Regions from separate parts of the Homo sapiens genome. Here region 2 is linked to region 1. A link is a loop called in an ENCODE intact Hi-C map of the cell type or tissue named here. Cell type or tissue: ovary. All regions are shown on one strand.

Evidence for each region. Peaks named below come from ENCODE experiments on the same cell type or tissue, not always from the same donor. Only the 100,000 strongest peaks of a DNase experiment are listed, where the experiment ranks them.
Region 2: it touches region 1 in a loop (2.7-fold over the local background); 9 of 110 quality-filtered maps call a loop at or near these places.

What each region holds. Positions count from the first base shown.
Region 1 is chr7:130,892,271-130,900,270 of GRCh38, forward strand. The region is part of intron 6 of LINC-PINT (long intergenic non-protein coding RNA, p53 induced transcript); the gene reads right to left. Among named protein-coding and RNA genes, the nearest start is that of LINC00513, 17 kb to the right of the region's middle. RefSeq lists an enhancer at 7,520-7,814 and a silencer at 7,760-7,963. In ovary, CTCF peaks have their summits at 4,258 (motif pointing left) and 4,876 (motif pointing right); DNase peaks (open chromatin) are centred at 1,245, 2,031 and 4,901; H3K27ac peaks cover 4,556 bases.
Region 2 is chr7:131,509,487-131,517,486 of GRCh38, forward strand. PODXL (podocalyxin like) reads right to left here. Exons shown (of 9, transcript NM_001018111.3): 2 at 1,342-1,947; 3 at 750-845; 4 at 1-99. Among named protein-coding and RNA genes, the nearest start is that of PODXL, 43 kb to the right of the region's middle. RefSeq lists an enhancer at 3,788-4,647. In ovary, a CTCF peak has its summit at 4,229 (motif pointing left); a DNase peak (open chromatin) is centred at 4,225.

The sequences.
Region 1 (8,000 bases):
GCACAATGTGCACATGTACCCTAAAACTTAGAGTATAATAAAAAAAAAACATTAAATAAAAAAAAATAAAAAAAAAAAGAGTGAAAAAGTTGGGTCAAAAGATGAATCTGTTGTACATGTTGGTATATGTCACTGAATTGTCCTCTGGAAATGTGCCAAATCAATAAACTCATAAATGTCTTCTGAAAAAAAAAAAAAAAAAAAAAAAAAAAAAAGGAATAAAGCTTCCCCGCCCAGCCTTTAAAGTCCTTTTCCCCTAAACAATACTCCAAAATCAATGAATCTAGAGATTCTTTGCACCGGAGTGGTTTCCAAATCAATTGACCTCTAAGCTCCAAATGCATTTTGATTCTGCTTCTATTGATCTGAAATAATAAAGGCTATGGAATTGGGATATGGTTCTGGTTTCTAGTGGAGTTTACCTGAAAAACTAGGATACCTTTGACCATCCATATTTCTAGGAAGCCCTCTGACTATCCATATTTCTAGGAAACCCTTTGACCATCCATATGTGGCTACTTTTTTATACATACAGTACTCATGCAAAATAAACAGAAAAATAAAAGAGTAAATCCCAACTTCCAGGTGACAGTTTACAGCATATCTGGCAACTACGTGGTAGAGTTTAGTGGGCCTGCCAGAGTCCTTGTGTATGCCCCAGACATAGGCATACACACACAGAGCTCAAGAAAGCTGCTCAAGAAAATGACAGTCTTTTTTTTCTTTTTCTTTTTCTTTTGGGGGGAACTTTCACTGGTATAGAACTAACTGGGCACATAATGGGTAAGGACAAACACTGAAACTTTTTTTTTTTAAGTTAAAAAATTCCAGCTGGGCATGGGGTGGCTCATGCCTGTAATCCCAGCACTTTGGGAGGCTGAGGTGGGTGGATCACCTGAGGCCAGGGGTTCAACACCGGCTTGGCCAACATGGCAAAACCCCATCTCTACTAAAAATACAGAAATTAGCCAGGCGTGGTGGTGGGCACCTGTAATCCCAGCTACTTGGGAGGCTGAGGCAGGAGAATTGTTTGAACCCGGGAGGTGGAGGTTGTAGTGAGCTGAGATCATGCCACTGCACTCCAGCCTGGGCGCCAGAGCGAGACTCTGTCTCCAGAAAAAAAAAAAAAAAAAGTTAAAAATTCCATGTTCAGAAAGCAAGAGACACGGTGTTATTTTCTCCAATTCTGAAAGCTCCCAGTGGTGACAGCATCGTTAGCCATGTGTAACATGTGCATCCAGGCAACTGACTGTCACCAGACTTCTCCATGGCCTTACTCAAACTGAGTAAGCTGGTAGTATTTCCTAAGAGTTGTCACTCAGTTGTGAAAACAGAGAGCTTTTTGTTTTTTGGAAAATCCTGATCAGCCGAAATGACTGGGTGGTCAGCCTTGCCCATCTTTTGGCTACTTAGATAAAGGCTTCTTTTCCCAGGCAAGGAGAGAGATGATGGTTAACTTGCTTTTTAGACTGAGGTCATTGCTATTCGCTGGTGTAATGAATAAGCTAGACGTTTAAAAACAAAACAAAACAAAACAAAAAACCTCCTTTCAAAAGCAACCACATTTTTCTCTTCTCTGGAAATGAACAGAACGCGTCATGAACAGAACACGTCATAATTTTTTAAACATCCATCAGTGCCCATGAAAAAAATTTTTAAAAATAATCTGAATCTCACTTGTTTATTGCCTACAATATCAATCAATGGCTTAGGTATCTCTCCGTGTTCTATTACTTCTCACCGCTCTTAATTCATGAGGTCAAACAGAATCTTAAAACATCATTAAAAAATTTCCTCCCTTTCCATGTCTCAAGGTATCTGTAAATGGACAATTTGGGTGTGCTGAAATCAAATGACTGACCAAGGCCCATAACTGTGATCACAGGTAAAATGTTTTTCTGCTTTGCCAAAAATCCGAGTTTCCTTTGCTCTCTCTGTCAAGCTGAAAGAGCCCTCCCAGACCGAGGGGCCAGGTGGAGAGGCCACTCACACCCGCCCTGTGCCGGTCTACCTTGGATGGCCTCACCAGGGCACGGTTCCCGGGGTGGTGACTCAGCTCTGGAGGACCACCTGCTGCGTGGGGGTTGCTGCCTAGCAGGTCACTGCCAGTCACGAGGGCAGAGAGACCCAAAGGATCAGAGAACAGCTCTGAGCAGGTCAAGGGCAGTGCCAGAAGGAAAGCCTTTGTTTACAGAGGGAAAGATCCTGCACCTTGAAGTGAGGCATTAAAGAGTAGAGGGGCTTTGCACCTGCATCCTAAGCCTCTTGGTTCACCACTAAGCCGCAAAGCCACAGGGAGGAAACCACTGGGAATACCATCACAGAAAATGAAGGTAGGGCCACAGGGCACCTCCCACTCTCAAAGGGAAAAGACGGCCCTGGATCATCTTTCTAAAACACCACTTTGATGAAGTCGCCATGGTTTTCTAAAGTAATAAATGGCAGCCACTACCTGCAAGATAACAGAGTGCATTTGAAACCTTTCCACCACCTAAGTCCAACCCACCTTCAGGGCATTCGCTCTACTTCCTTAGATAAAGCCTCTGCTGGGGTTAAGATGTTCTGTCTCCGCTGCCCCCACTCTGCAGGCTTTCTCCTCCCGCTGGCTGGTGCAGAGAATGGGGGAGCCATTAGGAGCCACAGACACTGAGCTATTCTACATGGAATTCTTTTTATTGTTTGATCTATTTCACATGTACAAAGCTTTGACCTTCCAGTTCTAAGAATTCCTACTTAGAACTGGTAGGTTCTAAGAACTCCTACTTAGAACTGGTAGGTTCTAAGAACCTCCCTGGACCGATTCTGGCACATGTCTCTTCTGAACTCACAGAGCTTGTGCCTTAACAATTTAGAGTCAACTGACTTTGCTGTCCTCTCTAATGTGTTAAGTTTCAGTCCGTGACAAACATTGACAAGACGTGTACCTCATCAAGCACTGTAAAGGGAAAGGACATGACCCCTGCGGCAGAGGTCCACAGTCACACAGATGACAGAAATGTGCCCGATGCCTTCCAATGTATGTCACAAACGCGTATTTGACAAGGGAGAGCAGAGACTCTGCAGGTGGTGAGTTTTGCCTGCAGCGCCACAGAAGTCTTCATTGGGGAGCTCCAGGCTGGATTTTAAAGGAAAAGCCGAATTTTAAAGGAAGAACAGGTTAAACACCGAAGGAAAATGGGGAGGAGTGAATGTTTCAAGGAACACGTATACCAAACAACAGAGTGCATTCTCTCCAGCTCTGCAGCTCGGGGTTCCAGGGTCGGGGGTCCCACAAGGTGGGAAGGAGAAGCAGGCCTTATCACGAAGGGCTTTGTAGGACAGGCCGAGTGTGTACGACGTTTGAGGTGGAATGACAGGGCTACGCCCTGTGGAAGGGGCCGACTGTAGGACTGCTCGGAATTGGGAGTTTGACAGGAGAGAGGCACTTTCACAGACATTATCTGGTTTGATCACCACCCCTTCTTGAGCCATATATTTGGCGATTAATTGTGCACTTGTGACATGTTCCTTTCTGCTGTCTGTTCCTTAATGCCCCCTGCTTTTTTGTCTTGTCCCCAGCTGGGCTATCTGTTCCTGGCGGCCACAGAACAATACCTTCTTTAATGGCTCCCACAGTGACCAGCACGTGCCTTAAACTCAGAGCAGGTCAATCAATCAAACTCCTTTTAACTGAAAGTTTAGGATGTGCTTTTGCCACACTCTCAAGTAAGTAAGTAAATTCATCAGCAAATACCAAGTCCTAAAATAATGAATGGTACTTAGGAAACACATAAAGAGTGGTAGAAAACTAGATGGGCTGGGGTCATCCTGTGGAGGCCCTGGACGGCCCGGCTAAAGCATTTGGAACTCCTCTGTAGAAGTGTTTTGATAAAGAAATGATGTGATTGAAGCTATGCTTAATAGAAGATGAATTTGGCAGTAGGATGGGCTGGAGGGAGACAGTCGCTGTGGTGGTAGAAAGAAGAGGTGAAGAAGTGTTGCCAAGCCAGGTGAGAGCGTTTGCTACCATCTGCACTAGCACGCAGCGCCGTTCCTCTAGGGCCCCTGGAGCTTAAGGTAGTTCTTTTCTCACATCTGTCGCACTTAGGAAGATCACATGGTGATGCTGGCTTTTATTCTCCCTCCCTTTCTTCCTTCTAATAATTAGCAAGCAACAGTTATCTGCCAGACACTGTGCTATTACACAAGGGGGAGAGAGATGAAAGGCAGTCTCTACTCTGATGCCTTGTGGGAGAGGAAGAAAAGTATCTGGTTAAAACGCAGCATATTGAATTCTCTGATATGCCCTCCCTCCCTCTCTCTCCCCCTGCTGGCCAGTCTGTCTTCCATTTCTTTCTTTTTCTTCCAAAAAAAGGATCTGAGGCATAATGAAGGAAGTCAGCTAGGAATGGGGAAGAAGGAAGCTAATCTAATGCGAGGAATCCCTGGAGGAGGTGGCACCTGAGATGACTTTCAGGTGAGCAGGTATCAGCCAGAGGAAACCAGGAGGAAGGGAGAAGAGACGTGCGCAGACACAGGCTGGGGCAGAGGAGTGGGCTTAGCGGCCTCCTGAGACATGAGCTGGAACCTGGAAAATGAGGAGCCATGAAAGAGCTTTAATGAGAGAAAGACAATGACATCTACGCTTTAGAAGGATCGGTCTGGAGACAGCAGAAGGGCTTATCGGAAGGTAGTGACTCTGTAGTCAAAGAGATAGCAAAGTACAGATTTGAGAGATGCCACAACAGACGCATTAAGCCCTGGAGCTGGAATGATATGCACACTGAGAGAGTGAGGGAGTGAGGTCCTTGCTGAAGACCTTTAAAATGAGTTTATTTCACCCAGAAGCTCCAGCAAGGGACACACTCACTGCCTTGTGCTGGCCACGAGGTGGCAGCCTCGCACAGCCATTTTAGCAGAAAATGCGTCCCATCCTCACCGGCGCTCACCACCACGTGGGCAGAGCCACTAAAAAAATTCCACCACGGGGACAGGAGCTCTCTGAGCTTGCCCCATAAACACGCTTTTCTCCCACAGAAAGCCTCCACAGAAGCAATGAAAAAGTCAGTTGATTTGGGGAGAGAAGCGTAAAAGCTCGTGCTCTTCAGAGAGCTCTGGGCTGTTTCAGGGTGGCGGCCGAGCCCTCTGACAACTGCGAAGAGACGGAGACAATACAGGCTGGGGATGAAGCGGTTCGATGAAGGGCATTACCCCCAACGAGAACCAACTGGAGAACCAACTCGTGGAGAGCTCGGGCCCCATGACTCAGTCTGACCCGACGCTGGCGAATGCTGCTGAGGACCCTGAAAACCTGCAGGGACCCTGTCCCAGGCCAGCGACAGCCACCCCTCAGGGCCCCTGGTCTCTGTCAGGCAATGCGGGTCATCTGAGGGAGGCTGGGCCACAGATTCCACGTGTAGCTGGGAGGGGTTGCTGCGTCTGGCGAGGCAAGGGCTGCTGTCTAAACTTCCAAGGGAATGGTGTGGGCACCCCAGGAGGAAGGGATGCCCTGACCCCGCTGCATAGTCGAGGGCATGGAGAACCCATCCGACTGTGGCCTTGTGGCCCATCCCCATTCTCTGACGGGCTCATTGTGATTTTCAGCCACTTGCTATTTGCCACTCAGAGGCAAAGCGGCTGCAAGAGGTAGGAGAAAGCAAGAGACTCCCTCACCTGGAATAGAGCATCCACCGCGATCCCAGAAAAGACAAATCCCGTTGCAGGCACTTCAATCCACACAGCAGTCCTGGGATGAGGGTCCTGTTACCATCCCCATTTCACAGATGAGGAAACTGAGGCACAAAGCATGAAGTAACTTGAACGTGCCCAGAGTCACACTGCTAGCAAGGAGCAGAGCTGGAGTTTAGGCCCAGGTGGCCTGACCTCAGAGCTTGTGCACTACCCGCTGCCTGGTACAGTCCACAGAGAGGGGGCCAGTGCCCGGCCCAGAACCACATGCCCTGGGGCTGGAGACAGGTCAGGGCAGCCGAAAGGTGGAGCGCCCTCTCCAGCACTTCTTCCTCACCCCCTGCGGCTTTCTCCTGTGCTCCGACTGCCACCACTTGCTTGGGCAGCCAAGCATGACAAACTGGCCAGCCACCAAGCAGGACTTTTCAGAGGAGGAGTAAAAACCCTTGTATGAACGTACACTCTTCTTGTCACACACAAACGCCCTTCCTTCCACCTTCAAAGGTGATTCTGAGACTGCCCGTTTTTATCTTTGCTTCAGTTGTGCTTGATTTACAGCCTCCTGAGGTGTTTTGTTTTGTTTTGTGTTTTGTCTCTGTCACCCAGGCTAGACTGCAGTGGCGCGATCTCAGCTCACTGCAACCTCTGCCTCCCGGGTTCAAGTGATTCTCCTGCCTCAGCCTCAGCCTCCCAAGTAGCTGGGATTACAGGCACCCGCCACCACACCTGGCTAACTTTTTTTGTATTTTCAGTAGAGACAGAGTTTCACCATGTTGGCCAGGCTGGTCTCGAACTCTTGACCTCAAGTGATCTGCCCGCCTAGGCCTCCCAAAGTGCTGGGACTACAGGCATGAGCCACGCGCCCGGCCTCCCTGATGTTTTTAACTAACATTGCTAGTGGTTTAAGTTGGGCACCGACAAGTATTAGAACGTAATTGCAGAGGTCACGTTGTTTGAACACCGGAACTTCAAGGCGTGCTTGAACCACCTGATCAAAGGAGAAGGGACTGAGGACCAACAGGAGTGGGGCTAAAGGCATCCTTCTGCTCCAGTTTCCTGTGAACCCGCTCCTCTGAGGAAAGGAGTAGTCCCCACGGAAGACACAGGATCCTTCTGGGGGTCCTCCTTGGCCACGTCACACTTCCAGACTGTGTGGCGGGACACTGACCATCAAGCCGACAGACGTGGGTTTTAAAGCTACGCCTTAAAATCAGCAACTCCCTTTCCTCATGAATATTTTAGTGTGTAATATAGAAGATGTTTTTACACTGAATTAAAGTGCCTGCCACTGAATCTTCCTGCTGGAATTATGGGGGGTGGGAGGAGATGGAAAAAAAATCAATGTTTCAAAGCAGTCCTGATGTGCTAAAAATATCTCTCACTTCTCCTTTCATCTGTCTGGTCATTGTCCCAGACGCAAGCTCAGCACAGCCTCGCCCATACAACATGTCGAATCGCTGTCTACCTCCACTTCTTAATCGGACAAAGAGAGAATATTCTTTTTTTTTTTTTCCTTCCTCAGACATTAGTCCAAGATTACAGACTAGGATATAGCAACCTATTATTCAAGAACAGCTTTTAAAGGTAGCTGCTTCAGACTGGCACTTCGGGAAAACTTTGAAAGTAGACTCCTTTTTTTTTTTAATGCTTATTTTAACTATAGATTGGTGATAACGATTCAACCCCAGAGATCCAGCTAACTGTTGGCACAGAAATCCTTAACGCTACTCTCAAGCAAATAAGATCTTGTAAGGGGAAACTCCTGCAAAATATACCTTGTGAACAAGCTGCTCGCACCTCCTCTTGCAGCTGCAAAGATATTCTACTCTATTGCTTAACTCGTGACCTTGAAAAAACTCCACCTTTCCTGCCAGCAGCTCCACTGCATCCACCTGTCCCTACAGGTAGTAAAAGATTAGACAAAACAGAACCACGTTTACACAACACACTTCCGAGCCTCTCTTCCTTCTAGCCCCTGTCCCACCCCCACTCCAAGGTCGAAGTTCATTTCTTGCAGGCTTCACTTTTCAGGATTAACCAACACTGTGCTTTTTCATTCTGCTCAACACCAGTCCTTTGGCCTCACAGTGCTCGCCTGTGTGGAACACGCTGCAGCCACCAGGTCATCTGCTTTAGACCCAGCTCCATGTCAAGTCCTGTTACGGTCCCTCGGGCATATTGTCATGCTCCTGGGCACCTGAAAACTGACAACTGGTTTCAAATTTCTTACAATTTGCTTTTCTGGTCTATCCTTATTTATTCCCCTCACAGTGACATTCATAGGAAGAGGAAGTAGCAGGCAGTCTCTTGGGGACGGGTCTCTCCTGAATACC
Region 2 (8,000 bases), 620 kb after region 1:
GGCTCGTGGGCTGCACTGTCTCCTGGGAGGAAGGGGCCGTAGAGCTGGCTGGCATCTGACTGGAGGTCTGTTGAGTTCTTTGCGAGATAACCGATGACGCTGTCATTGGGAAAACGAGGGTAATGAGAAAAGATGAGTGCACCCTTGCGAGAAGAGGACAATCTTTTCTTGCTCTAATAGTTTTCCCAGGTTCTTTGGTCTTACCTCCCACAGAGACGGAAGAAGTGGACTCCTATGACAAGCCAGTGGAATAACCCGGCAAAGTCACAGCAGCCGCAGCAAACGTTCACTGAGCACTTAACTTTGTGCAAGGGACTGGGTGCCTCAAAGGTACTTTCCTACTGAATCCTCACAATCCTCTGGGGAAGGAATCGGCATCATCCCTATTTCATAAACAAGGAAACTGAGGCTCCGAGGGGCTCAGTGATTTGCCCGAGTTCCTGTGCCAACAATGGCAGGGCAGGGATTCGAAGCCAGGATTATCTCAGCCGGAGCCCGCACTCCTACTGTGTGGCACCCTCCTGTGGAGCGGTGGCCTGCTGACTTCAGACCATATGCCTCTGATATGCAGCAACATCACCAGGAGCGCTCAGAAACTCTGGGTCCACAGGTCTGAGATGGGCCATGATCCTAAGGCTCTTGATCCATAGGTAGATTTTGAAATTGATTTACTAGGTTAAGACAAGCTCTTATAAATAATAAGTAAGTAAGTAAGTAAACAGGTATCGGCCGGGCATGGTGGCTCATACCTGTAATCCCAGCACTTTGGGAGGCCAAGGTGGGCAGATCACCCGAGGTCAGGAGTTCAAGACCAGCCTGGCTGACATGGTGAAACACTGTCTCTACTTGAAAAAAAAAAAAAAAAAAAAAAAAAAATTAGCTGGTGTGCTGGTGCACACCTGTAGTCCCAGCTACTCGGGAGGCTGAGGCAGGAGAATTGCTTGAACCCGGAGGTGGAGGTTGCAGTGAGCAGAGATCATGCCACCGCACTCCAGCCTGGGTGACAGAGCGAGACTCCATCTCAAAAATAAATAAATAAATAAATAAATAGGTATGAAATAGAAACTATTCCCCTCTCAGGTTCAAGCAATTCTCCTGCCTCAGCCTCCTGAGTAGCTGGGATTACAGGCGCCTGCCACCATACCCAGCTAATGTTTGTATTTTTAGTAGAGACAGGGTTTCGCCATGTTGGCCAGGCTGGTCTCGAACTCCTGACCTCAGGTGATCCACCTGTCTCGGCCTCCCAAAGTGCTGGGATTACAAGGCATGAGCCTTTTCAGAGCCATCACGCCTGGCCCTGAAAAGTTTCTTGGTGCTTGAAGAAAACCAGGCATTACTTACGTAGGGTGGTGGTCATCCCCGGGCTTGTGAAGGTGTAGCCAGGGATAGCCACAGTGCTTGAACTGCTTGAAATTTTCATAAGATGGTCATGTCCCGAGCTTGTTGGGGTGGCCACAGGATGCGTCGAAGTGGGTTGTCGGGGGCTAAGTGGACTTGTAGGGTGAGGGGTCGTCAGATGTTCTGCCTTAGTGGATGTGAGGTCTGTGGTCACACTGTGGCTGCTTTTCCCCCCAGAGTTTGTTGTATCTTCTGCTCCATTCTGGCTGCTTGTGGTGTTAGGTTTAGCTGTGGCTGTGGAGGTTGCAACTGTAGTGGTGTCTGCACTTTTTGTGCTCTTGGGGCTCTCGATGGTGGTAGTAGGGTTGCCTGAGCCGCCTCCTCTAGCCACGGTAGTGTTGACTGGGCCTGAGACTTGCTGAGCCAGGGTTGTAGTCCCCGGTGAGTCACTGGATACACCAAGGGTGGTCGCCTTGACCGAGGCCAAGATTTCGTTGGCCTTGGAAGTGGGGACTGTGCTCTGCTGGGCTGTATCTGTAGCCATGATGGTGACACTGGATGCTGGAGTCGGTGCTGTTTTGTTAGATGAGTCCGTAGTAGTCTGGGTTGCTGTTTGTAAAGATAACAGAGAATGGAGTTAGGGCTGGGAGGCTTCCTCACCACGCTTCTCCAGCTCTTCCCCAGGATTCAGAGGCCTTGCTCGCAGCCCTGCTGTCTGCCTTGCTAAAGGCCTGGGTCTTTGGTGAATCCAGAATTTTCGGAGGTTCAAGAAACCTCTTTTTTCTGTCTTTTTTTTTTCTTCTTCCTTTTTGTGGAGAATGGGGTCTTGCTATATTGCCCAGGCAGGTCTTGAACTCCTGGGCTCAAGCTATCCTCCCGCCTCTGCCTCCCTCAGAGCTGGGATTACAGGCGTGAGCCACCACGCCTGGCATGAAACCTCTAAGAGGGCAGCTTGGAGTGCAGCAGGGTCAGAAAAGCAAAATTCTGCTGAAGGCGAGCCCAGGCCAATGAGGCCCACCACACGTGGAGGCTGTCATGCATGCCCTGCCCTCCCCGTCCAGCCCCACACACATCCCCTTTAAGTTTCTCAATATGCTACCCCAGAACCAGCTGCCAGGAACACCTCTGTCTCCTCCTCCCCAGCTCCCAGGCACGTGGCCCACAGAAAATTCCACAGACTAATGCTTCCTGAACTGCCCTGGCCCTGTTCTGAGCTTAAGCAAAAAAGACATGGGCCCTGTTCTCATGGAAGTTATATCTAGGAGAAACTGATGATAAACTGAAATTACACAAATTACTATTTCAGTACTAGGTGAGCTGTGCCAAGAAAGAAAGGCCGAGTGCCCGGACTGCATGCAGCATGGTGGCTTCACCTGTCATTTCTTGAGGAAATAGGATCTGTGTCAGGCAATGGAGACACAATGGTGAACACGACACAGAGAGTCGTACCCTCAAGAAGCTAACACTCTGGTGGGGAGGCAGAGACTAACCACCTGGACAGAGCAGCCGTCAAATCTGCTTACTACACGGAGGAAGTGAGGAAGGAAATGATGCAGAGACGAGCGGGGAGGGACCATGTCGAATGAGGGAAAGAAAGGCATCTCTGCGATGATGGTTAAGCTAAGCCCTGAAGGATAGCAAGGAGAATGCTGTGTGAAGAATGGGAGGAGAAGTGTCCCCAGCAGAAGGAACAGAATCTGCAAAGCCCCCGAGTAGGGAAAGCTGCTGACAGAAGACAAGCAGGAATGGAGTTTGGTAAGGAGGGGTCAGGTTCAGGGCTGAGAAAATGCAGGGTCTTATGACAGTGATAGCAACTGAGCGTCCAAACCAGACATTTTTGAGAATAAAAGGCCCTCTTAAAAATCACATTCAGCCGGGTGTGGTGGCTCATGCCTTTAATCCCAGCACTTTGGGAGGCTGAGGCAGGCAGATCACTTGAGGTCAGGAGTTACAGACCAGTCTGGCCAATATAGAGAAACCCCATCTCTACTAAAAATAAAAAATAAATAAGCTGGGCGTGGTGATGGTAGTAAAGTAACTGGGCGTGGTGATCCCAGCTACTTGGGAGGCTGAGGCAGGAGAACGGCTTGAACCCGGGAGGCAGAGGTTGCAGTGAGCCAAGATGGCACCACTGCACTTCAGCCTGGGCGACTGAGCAAGACTCCGTCTCAAAAAAAAAAAAAAAAAAAATCACATCCTACGCAGAAGAAGGAGACATAAGATCATACTCCTCAGAGGCCAACATGCAGATTCCAGATTTTATTCTTGGTGCAAAAAAGAAGCCACTGAAGGCATTAAAGCACAGAAGTTTTATAGGATGACTTACAGAGAAACCTGTTCCTGCTGCTTTGGGGAATGCAGACTGGAAAGAAGAGTGTGTGGAAGAGGAAAGAGAAGTTAGGAGGCAATCACAGTAATCCAGATGGAATGAACAGCGTTGGCCACAGGAAGCTATTGACACTGGAGACAAAAGGTGGAGAGAGTCAAGACTGTTTTGGAGATCAACTGCTTGTTGATGTCCTAAGTGAGGGAAGAAGAGAATCTAAGGTGATTCCTAGTTTTCTGTCTGGAGCAGAAGGGAGTGGTGGGAAGGGGGCTGATGGCTGCATCCCGTACTCTGTGCCAGCCAGCACCCATACCATTTCTCTATATTTGGGAGTTCCGCACCCCGTGAGACTTGATGGCAGCAGAATCTGCCTCCTATGTTGATGCTCCTATGAAAATGCCAGCTCTTTGCCTTGCCAGCCTCCCCTGGGATGAGCATAAGCAGGTGGCAGTGCCACCATGAACGTGCAGTCTCATTCCAGCCGTGACGGGCTCTGCAGGCAGGAGTGGTGACATCATGCATGGAGGTGAGGCCAAGCACTCATCCTGGGCCGCAGCGCCACCTAGTGCTTGGCATGGGTAAGCAGCGCTGGCCTCCCTGAATCTACAGCCTGGCTTGAGTGAGGTTCAAAGTAGCCCTGCATGTGGCCTCCAGCAATCCCAGCTACTCCATACACTGGACAGTATCCCCATATCTTTTACACACACATTTTGCTACTGAAAAGCAGAAATGTTTATCAGGAGTAGCCGCCAGCAGCAAGACTTCAAGGATTGGTTGTCAGGCCTTACTGGGGACAAAGGGCAGTCAAAATTCTGCAAGTATTAAGGAATACTTGCAAGTGTCCCATGATATCTCAAGGATAAGCAGTCACATTATCACCTCTAATCTAGAGTGAAGTGCCCAGGAAGTGGCTTTGGTGTGGCCCAGTGGCTGCTGCCAGAGTATGAAAGGCACACTCACCAAATGTGTTTTAAAAAGCAATACAGGCTGGGTGCGGTGGCTCATGCCTGTAATCCCAGCACTTTGGGAGGCCAAGGCAGGTGGATCACCTGAGGTCACCTGAGACCAGCCTGGCCAACATTGTGAAACTTCATCTCTACTAAAAATACAAAAATTAGCCAGGCGTGGTGGCGGGCACCTGTAATCCTAGCTACTCAGGAGGCTGAGGCAGGAGAATAGCTTGAACCTGGGAGGCGGAGGTGTAGTGAGCCAAGATTGTGCCACTGCACTCCGGCCTGGGTGACAGAGTGAGACACAGTCTCCAAAAAAAAGTGGGGTGGCGGGGGGAACAGTGCAATGTGAGGGTTTGACAGGCATTTTTTCTTCTTAGTAGTTCATAAAGTAACAGTGCTTCTTACTATTGATGGCATCATAGTGTCATCTGGCAAGATACTAGATTGCTAAGGGACTATATCAGCATATTTAGGGAATTAAGAAATTGGTGGGATGATTGTTTTTTGTTTTGTTTTGTTTGTGAGACAGGATCTTGCTCTGTTGCCCAAGCTGGAGTACAGTGGCACAATCAGGACTCACTACAGCCTTGACCTCCTAGGCTCAATCAGTCCTCCCACCTCAGCCTCCGAGTAGCTGAGACCACAAGCACGCACCACCACACCCAGCTAATTTTTTTTTCTAATTTGTAGAGATGAGATCTCACTATAATGGCCAGGCTAGTCTCAAACTTCTAGGCTCAAGTGATCCTCCAGCCTCGGCCTCCCAAAGTGCTGGGATTACAGGTGTGAGCCATGGCACCCAGCCCTGGATGGTTGCTTCTTACAGTGGTGAACAGCTTAAAACAGGATTTGTCAACTCTGAAACTATTGGCATTTTGAACTGGATATTTCTTGTTATAGGCAGTTGTCCTATGCATTATACGCAGAATGCTGAGCAGCATTCCTGGCCTCTGTCTATTAGATGCAAGTAATACACATGCACGCCCCTTTCCAGTTGTAACCATGAAAAATGTCTCCAGATATTGCCAAATGTCTCCTGACGGCGACAAAATCACTGCCAGTAAAAACTACTGGTTTCAAGAAAGAGAACAACAAATTCAAATTCCTAAACCTCCTATAAAAGCACAGACTGAAAACCAGAGACTTTCCAAGAACACATTCAAGGAGTCTCTTTGTTTGCAGCTGAAGGGCTGAGAGGGCCCTTTAAAAGACTTTAAAAGCTTAATTCCGTGAGTTGCCGAATTAGGGTGTTAACTTAATTCATAAGCTCACCAGGTCTCTTATGTGAAAATAGGACCTAGAGAATTTTTTTTTTGAGACAGAGTTTCGCTCCTGTCGCCCAAGCTGGAGTGCAATGGTGCGATCTCGGCTCACTGCAACCTCAGCCTCCCAGGTTCAAGCAATTCTCCTGCCTCAGCCTCCCAAGTAGCTGAGATTACAAGTGCACGCCACCATGCCCAACTAATTTTTTGTATTTTTAGTAGAAATGGGGTTTCACCATGTTAGCCAGGCTGGTCTCGAACTACTGACCTCAGATATTCCGCCCACCTTGGCCTCCCAAAGTGCAGGGATTACAGACGTGAGCCACCGCGCCTGGCCAACTTAGAGAATTAAATGGTGACATGAGAGGGTGTAGATGAATCAGACTACCCATAAATCTCCATCTTCAATGGAATTCACTTGCCAGGAAGCTCTACCACTGCTCTCCTGTAAGATCCTCAATAACCTCACTTCAGCTCATTGGCACCGAAAGCCAAATCTCATCATGATCCCCACTGCTCTTTATTTTCTTCATACCTATAACAACAGTCAGATTCCAATATGTCCCAGGAGGAAAAACACAGACTCTGACCTAGGAGAAGGCTCACACACTAAAAATATCTACAAAAAAACTTGCAAATATTTATGGATATTTAACATAAGGGTGCTGTATCAAAAGGAGGATGATGATAATTTTACATCAGGCTGAATTACCCAGTATGGGTATGCATAGCATAGGTTTTGGATCCAATATGCTGACTCAAGCAGCTACAGGTAGTTCTCATTGCTTTCTTAGTTGGATGACTGAAACCTGGACTCAATGGAAACCTACATTAAATAAAGCTGAGTTGTCAGAAATTCCCTGGAACAATGTATAGGAAGAAATGAAAGTCTTGGCTGGGCACGGTGGCTCACGCCTGTAATCCCAGCAATTTGGGAGGCTGAGGCAGGCGGATCACAAGGTCGGGAGTTTGAGACCAGCCTGGCCAACATGGTGAAACCCCGTCTCTACTAAAAATACAAAAATTAGCCGGGCGTGTTGGCGCATGCCTGTAATCCTGGCTACTCAGGAGGCTGAGGCAGGAGAATTGCTTGAACCCAGGAGATAGCACCACTGCACTCCAACCTGGGAGACAGAGAGATACTGTGTCTCAGAAGAAAAAAAAAAGTCTTGGAGAAACAGAGTGTTTATCATGTATGTCCTGCTCACTCATGCTCTGGTGTGTCATGAGAACTCAAATGACACTCCCTTTACAAGGCTTTAAGCAACATAATTCATGACTTCTGAGATTCACATCTTTCCATGTCTCTGAAATGAGAATGTATTATAAATAATTGTGGGTCACGCTTTGACTGTGGTGCTTTTTTTTCTCTTTTTTTTTTTTTTTTTGAGACAGGGTCTTGCTCCATCACCTAGGTTGTAGTGCAGTGGCATGATACACTGCAGCATCAACTTCCTGGGCTCAAGTGATCCTTCTGCCTCAGCTTCCCAAGTAGCTGGGAGCACAGGTGTGCACTACGACACCTGAGAAATTTTGTAGAAACAGGATCTCCCTATGTTGCCCAGGCTGGTCTCGAACTCCTGTGCTCAAGTGATCCTTCTACCTCAGCCTCCCAAATTGCTGGGATTACAGGTGCAAGCCACCATGCTTGGCTTTTTTTCTTAGTGGTTCATAAAATAATAGTGCATCCTATAATTGATAGTGGCTTGGATTTGATTACATTTGGGATATTGTTAAGAGGACTATTCATATGTTCTGAGAACTCTTGTGGCTGACCTTCACTGGTCAGGTATGTTAATAGGAAATGCTGCTGATTTCAGTGGGGACGGACACCAGGTTCCTTAGTGTAGAGAAAATAACAGAATTTCGTTTCCAGGAAAAAAGGTGTGTGTGTTTCCACAGTGGGCAGCAAGACCAGCGTAGTGATCGCAATGGTCTAACCAAGGCTATTTCGAGCAGCAGCTAACAGCTTGTGTGCTCTTTAGGATCAGAATGGACGGGCAACTCACTGACTTCCTAGGTGTAGGGCCCGCAAACTGGGAACTGTGTTGACTCACAACGATAGAGAACGCAGCCAGTCAACCAGGTCCCAGAACTCGATGTTTTCACAGACTCAGCGTT